2 separate regions of the Homo sapiens genome follow, and region 1 is linked to region 2. A link is a loop called in an ENCODE intact Hi-C map of the cell type or tissue named here. Cell type or tissue: gastrocnemius medialis. All regions are shown on one strand. Links, peaks and the distances in the headings refer to the core of each region. The heading gives the core; the rest is flanking DNA. Region 1 overlaps HID1 (HID1 domain containing). Region 2 overlaps RAB37 (RAB37, member RAS oncogene family).

The links. Hi-C counts contacts between places; a loop is a spot of excess contacts. Peaks named below come from ENCODE experiments on the same cell type or tissue, not always from the same donor. Only the 100,000 strongest peaks of a DNase experiment are listed, where the experiment ranks them.
Region 1: a loop joins it to region 2, with 3 times the contacts of the local background. A loop is called at or near these places in 25 of 110 quality-filtered maps.

What each region holds. Positions count from the first base shown.
Region 1 is chr17:74,956,691-74,959,592 of GRCh38, forward strand. HID1 (HID1 domain containing) reads right to left here. Exons shown (of 19, transcript NM_030630.3): 9 at 2,221-2,361; 10 at 1,983-2,073; 11 at 1,637-1,788; 12 at 1,451-1,529. Among named protein-coding and RNA genes, the nearest start is that of HID1-AS1, 13 kb to the right of the region's middle. In gastrocnemius medialis, for the core only: CTCF peaks have their summits at 1,409 (motif pointing left) and 1,609; a DNase peak (open chromatin) is centred at 1,466.
Region 2 is chr17:74,743,239-74,746,140 of GRCh38, forward strand. RAB37 (RAB37, member RAS oncogene family) reads left to right here. Exons shown (of 9, transcript NM_001006638.3): 5 at 50-102; 6 at 1,070-1,135; 7 at 1,635-1,691; 8 at 1,770-1,846; 9 at 2,068-2,902. The coding sequence ends at 2,173. It overlaps SLC9A3R1-AS1 (SLC9A3R1 antisense RNA 1), which reads right to left. Exons shown (of 3, transcript NR_187307.1): 3 at 2,362-2,902. Among named protein-coding and RNA genes, the nearest start is that of MIR3615, 3.9 kb to the right of the region's middle. In gastrocnemius medialis, for the core only: CTCF peaks have their summits at 1,541 (motif pointing right) and 1,741; a DNase peak (open chromatin) is centred at 1,543; H3K4me3 peaks cover 325 bases; H3K27ac peaks cover 633 bases.

The DNA.
Region 1 (2,902 bases), core at 256-2,755, 210 kb after region 2:
GAACACAGACAGACCAGCCACCCCTAGCCACAACCATCCTCTCCAAAAGATGTTCACACTGAAGGCATTTTGCCCCAGCCCATGGCCACCTGCCTTGCTAGGTCCTGAACCCCAGGGAGCCTGGCTCCTTCTGCTTCCTCTCCCCAGCAGCTGTGTGCAGTCCTTGCTGGGTGGGGGTAGGGGCTGGACAGGGAGGACAAAGGCAGAAAGGGTGGGGCCTCCACATCCCCATACACTGTGACTCCAAATGTCCAAACCTGCACTGCCCAACACAGTGGACATCAGCCACGTGTGGCCATTTCGTGCTTGAAACACAGCTAGTCCTAACACGTGTGCTGCACATATGAAACACACAAGAGGCCAGACACAGTGGCTCACGCCTGTATAATCCCAGCACTTTGGGAGGCTGAGGCAGGAGGATCATTTGAGCTCAGGAGTTCAGGACAAGCCTGGGAAACATAGTGAGATCCCGTCACTATAATTAGAAATAAAATGAAATATGGCCGGGTGTGGTGGTTCACACCTGTAACCCCAGCGCTTTGGGAGGCCAAGGCAGGCAGATTGCTTGAGGCCAGGACTTCAAGACCAGCCTGGCCAACATGGCAAAACTCTGTCTCTACTAAAAATACAAAAAAAAAAAAAAAATTAGCCAGTTGTGGTGGCACATGCTGTGATCCCAGCTACTTGGGAGGCTGAGGCATGAGGATCACTTAACCTGGGAGGTTGCAGTGAATGGAGATTGTGCCACTGCACTCTAGCCTGAGCAACAGAGAGTGAGACTCTGTCTTAAAAATAAAAAATAAAATAAAATAAAATAAATAAATAAATAAAGTAAAAATGTTATCGGACTACCAGTGGCTCCCATAAACTGGGCTAACCTCCTTCAGATGTCAAAAAAAATTGTTAAATTTTTTTTTTTTAAAAAAAGGCCAGATGCAGTGGCTCATGCCTGTAATCCCAGCACTTTGGGAGGCTGAGGTGGGCATATCATCTGAGGTCAGGAGTTCGAGACCAGCCTGGACAACATGGCAAAACCCCGTCTCTACTAAAGATACAAAAATTAGCCAGGTGTGGTGGCACACGCCTGTAATCCCACCTACTCAGGAGGCTGAGGCATGAGAATTGCTTGAACCCAAGGGGCGGAGGTTGCAGTGAGCTGAGATGGTGCCACTGCACTCCAGCCTGGGCGACAAGACTGAGTGTGAGAAGGGAATATTAAATATCTCATTAGTAATTTTCATATTGGCTACATGTTGAGATGATGATAGATAAAACATATTATTCAATTGTTGTCACCCTTTTTTTTTAATGTGGCTACTATGAAGGGTACACAAGCTTGCGTTCTTTCTGTGGGCTGGAGGGGCTTGAAACCTGGAGCAAGTGGCAGGTTGGCCTGTGGCCTGACACCACCTGGTGGTGAGCGCGGGGAGTGCAAGCTCCGGGCCCCTACCGTTGACCACGATGGTGAGCAGGCAGTCGAAGAGGGGCTGCAACCGCTGGTGCCCGCTGGTGATGATCTTGTGGAACACCTGTGCCAGGAGGGACAGAGGCACCGTGGGGTCCCCGCTGCCTCCAGACTCAGCCAAGAGGACACCACCCCTGCACCTCCTGGGCCCGGCCGCACGAGCCCCCTCACCACAATGAGCAGGTCGGCGTGGGTCCCTGTGAAGACTGGGATGTCCATGGGCACGCGGATTGAGTAGGGTTTGTTCAGCCGCACCCCGAAGTTCCGCTCCCCGCTCAGAAGCAGCAAGATGAAGACACCAATGTGCATCAGGCCCACCCGAGCTGCGGCAGGTGGCGTGGGAGGGGTCACTCGGGTGGGAGGGGGAAGGAGGGGCCCAGGCAGTGACCATTTTGGAGGCCTCCCTCCTAGGAGGTCAGAGTGCCAGGCCTGAGCTCCTGGGAGTCAGGGCAGATAGCCAGCCCTCCACCTCGCCGCCAGGAAAGCCCCCAGCATCCCACCCCCACCCTGGTCTTACACTGATCGGCCCGGGCATCGTTGAGGAAGAAGAGGATGGGGACAAGGATGTCTAGGACGTCGCTGCTCTTCAGCACGAAGAAGAGGAATTTCTAGGGGTGCGGGGAGGGGCCAAGTGGGCTGAGTTCAAGGGAGGGGCAGCTCTGCCCCACCCCCCTCAGTCTGACACTGTCCCTGCCCCCGGGTTATTGGGGCAGCTGCTCTCCATCTCCCTGCAGGGCCCCTCGAGGCTGGCCCACCTTGTTGAAGTCGCAGAGCTTCCAGAAGAGAACTAGCAGCTCCTGGTGGAACTGGATCTTCTTGGTGGAGTTAGGCAGGTAGGTCTGGAGCAGGGGGTTGGACAGCAGCCGGGCTATACCCTTGAGGATGAACTGGAAGTCCTGGGGGCGAGGGCAGAGCAGGGGGCCTGTCCAGCCCAATCCCTGCAGCTCCAGTTTCCCAGCCCAGGCCCCCAACAAATCCCCCCCTCCATCCCCCAGAGCCAGATCCCACCTCCAGAGCCAGAGGGCCCAGATGCTATCACCCATAGCTGTCCTGGGGCGATGCCTCAGGAAGCGGAGTCCCTCATAGCTGTGGACAGCCCTGGCCCCTCCACTAGACTGCAGACTCTCTGTCCTTGGGCTGTGCGCCCCTTGAGCAAGGCTGCTGCTCTCAGTGAACTCCCACACATGCACACCCTCAACCTTGTCCCTGCCCACCTTGGACTCATGGTTGGCAGGTTCCATCCTTCTACCCCTCCCCAAAATACTCCCCCATCACCCCATCACAACTCGAGGAGCATTCCACTGTTCTGTCATTTACTGAGGCCTGCCACTAGCTGGGGTGAGAAGGCAGCTAGGGTCCTGTGTTTTAGCTGCAGAAGTTAGAACTCTGGGAGTTCAAGCACCTTCCCACCAAGATCACAAGACACATGAACTGGGA
Region 2 (2,902 bases), core at 90-2,589:
AGCATCCGTGCTGCTGCCTAAGTCCCCTCTGTGATCCTCTCCCCTCCAGCCTTGCTTCTGCTGTATGACATCACCAACAAATCTTCTTTCGACAACATCAGGGTAGGTCCTCCCTTCCCCTGACTCCCACCCATAAGCAGCCAAGGCAAGGTCTATGCAGGCTGGGGTTGCTTCCTGCCCTGTGGAAAGCGGGTGGAGCGTGGAGTCCTCCTGCCTTCTGAAAAACACCTACTTGTGACTCAGAAGTCATATCTGCTGCTTTGTATTTGGTGGCCATGTGGGCATGAAGGCCAAGCAGGCTGTTGTGACCCTGTGCCACCTGCATAGCCCTCACTGTGATTCACGAGTGTGTTTCGTGACAAAGTGTTCAGAACAGCCCCCACTCCACCCTGGATAATTATCCACAGAGACCAAGGGAAAAACACAACCAGAAAAGTCCACACATACATCCAGGGCAAGTTGCAAGAAAGTGACTCAGTCAGACAGAGTGAGTGGTTGTATCCTCACAACCAAACTATTATAGAGACAAAAATTTGATAAATTCAAGCACCAATTTTGTTCACGACATTGTATAGGTTTCATGAATCCCCTGACCTCAAGGACAGTTTGCTGATAAGCAAACTAGGAGAATAAAACGTTTATATAGAAAGAGGAAAATCCATGGCACTCATACTCCTACCTCCAACCCCATGCTCATGGCAGACATCACTAATCAATCACAGTACTTTTGATCACTGAAACCCTTATGTGGTCTTAGAATCTTTAACAGGACACTCCAAGAAATCACTGCTGACAGCCAACTGATTTGTGAGATAAGGTCTCCATGCATCTGGATCTTCCATAGAACTGATAGTTGCACAGCATAAAATGGTGAGGGTGGGGCCATTGTGGGTTGAGCCACCAAGGAAGGCCATCCAGGCCTGGATGGGCCAGAACAAAGGTACAGATGAGAGAACGCACAGGGTATCGTGTTCAAGGTAGTGAGTAACTGAGGATAGTCAAACGGAGCAGAAGAAGAAAGGGGCAGCAGGAGGAAGAGAATGCCAGTCTCGCACGCCCTCTCCCACAGGCCTGGCTCACTGAGATTCATGAGTATGCCCAGAGGGACGTGGTGATCATGCTGCTAGGCAACAAGGTGAGTGGCTCCGGGGCAGGGTCAGCCCAGCCCTGCACTTCCTCAGCCCTAGCCGGCCCCATAACCACCCAAGAACAGTTATCTAGGCATCCTTCCTGAAAAGGACTCTGCAGCCTCCAGCTCAGGGGTCAGACATATCTGGAGGCTTCTGCCCATCCCATCTGCCCCTTCCAGGGAAAGTCCAAGTTGTTGCCTGAGAAATCAAGGGGTGCCCAGTTCTCAGCCCCCATTAGAGCAGAGTGAACAGGGTCCCAGGTCAGGGGCTAAGAGTGCAAAGGGTTAGCCCCAACTGCTGTCCTATTCCAAGACCCTTTACCAAAGGTGAGATCCCAGAGCTGGGAGCTACACTGGGCAGAAACCCTGGCCCCAGGCCAATCACACCTGCCTGCAGTCCCTTGGGCCACCAGCAGAGGGCAGGCAACGCCTGCTTCTGGGGCAAAATATGGGCCCGCTGGGGCGGAGGCCTCCTTCCCCAGAGTGACCCATTTGGGCTTGACAGGCGGATATGAGCAGCGAAAGAGTGATCCGTTCCGAAGACGGAGAGACCTTGGCCAGGGTAAGTGATTGTCTGTGGGACAGGGTGAAGGGTGGGGGCAACCCGACGCTGGCCCTGAGGACACTCTCTCCCGGGCAGGAGTACGGTGTTCCCTTCCTGGAGACCAGCGCCAAGACTGGCATGAATGTGGAGTTAGCCTTTCTGGCCATCGCCAAGTGAGAGCTGGGCAGGGAAGGGAAGTGTGCGGGGCAGGGCGGCACACTCCAGGAATCCAGTAGGGCCCGGCCCCTGGCCCAGCCCCTGGACACACCTGCATTCTGCAGGCTGAGGTCCATTTGCTCTGGGAGCACTGGGCCACTGGGAGAGGGGAGGGGGCGGCTCAGCTCCTCACCCCAGCCCAGCCCAGCCCAGCCCAGCCCATTGTCTCTTCTTCAAGGGAACTGAAATACCGGGCCGGGCATCAGGCGGATGAGCCCAGCTTCCAGATCCGAGACTATGTAGAGTCCCAGAAGAAGCGCTCCAGCTGCTGCTCCTTCATGTGAATCCCAGGGGGCAGAGAGGAGGCTCTGGAGGCACACAGGATGCAGCCTTCCCCCTCCCAGGCCTGGCTTATTCCAAGAGGCTGAGCCAATGGGGAGAAAGATGGAGGACTCACTGCACAGCCGCTTCCTAGCAGGGAGCTATACTCCAACTCCTACTTGAGTTCCTGCGGTCTCCCCGCATCCACAGGGAGGGTAAAACACTTAGCTTTTATTTTAATAGTACATAATTTAATACCAAAAAAGGCGCCTGGATCCCCAAAAAACCGAGGCTGGGAGCTAGTGGCCCTTTTGCTTTCTAGGACTTGGGGGGCCGGCCCTCCCTCCTAAGCATAACAAAGGTGGTGTTGCTCCAGCTCAGCCCCAGGGGACACAGATGCACTTTGGGGGTGAGGGCAGGTAATGACTCCATCGCACCCTCAGTTCAGCTGGACAGAGGCTCAGGTGACCCCAGCCTTCACTGTCTCCCGCTCTCCAGGAGCTTATCTTCGCCCCATCTCCCAAATAAGTGGGCCCTTGTGCTGTGAGGAAGACCAAAGCCTCAGGGAAGATAAGAGATATGGAGATGGGAGGGGGAGGACAAGGGGCAGAGAGTAGGGTCTAGCTGGCTATCTCTGGCCTTACTAACACCCCCCTGGAGGCATGCCCCTTTTCTCCAGCACACAAGCACATTGGGGCACCTGGAAATATTGGTTCCAGGCTCCTGTTCTCTGGACTTCAGATCCTGGGGGA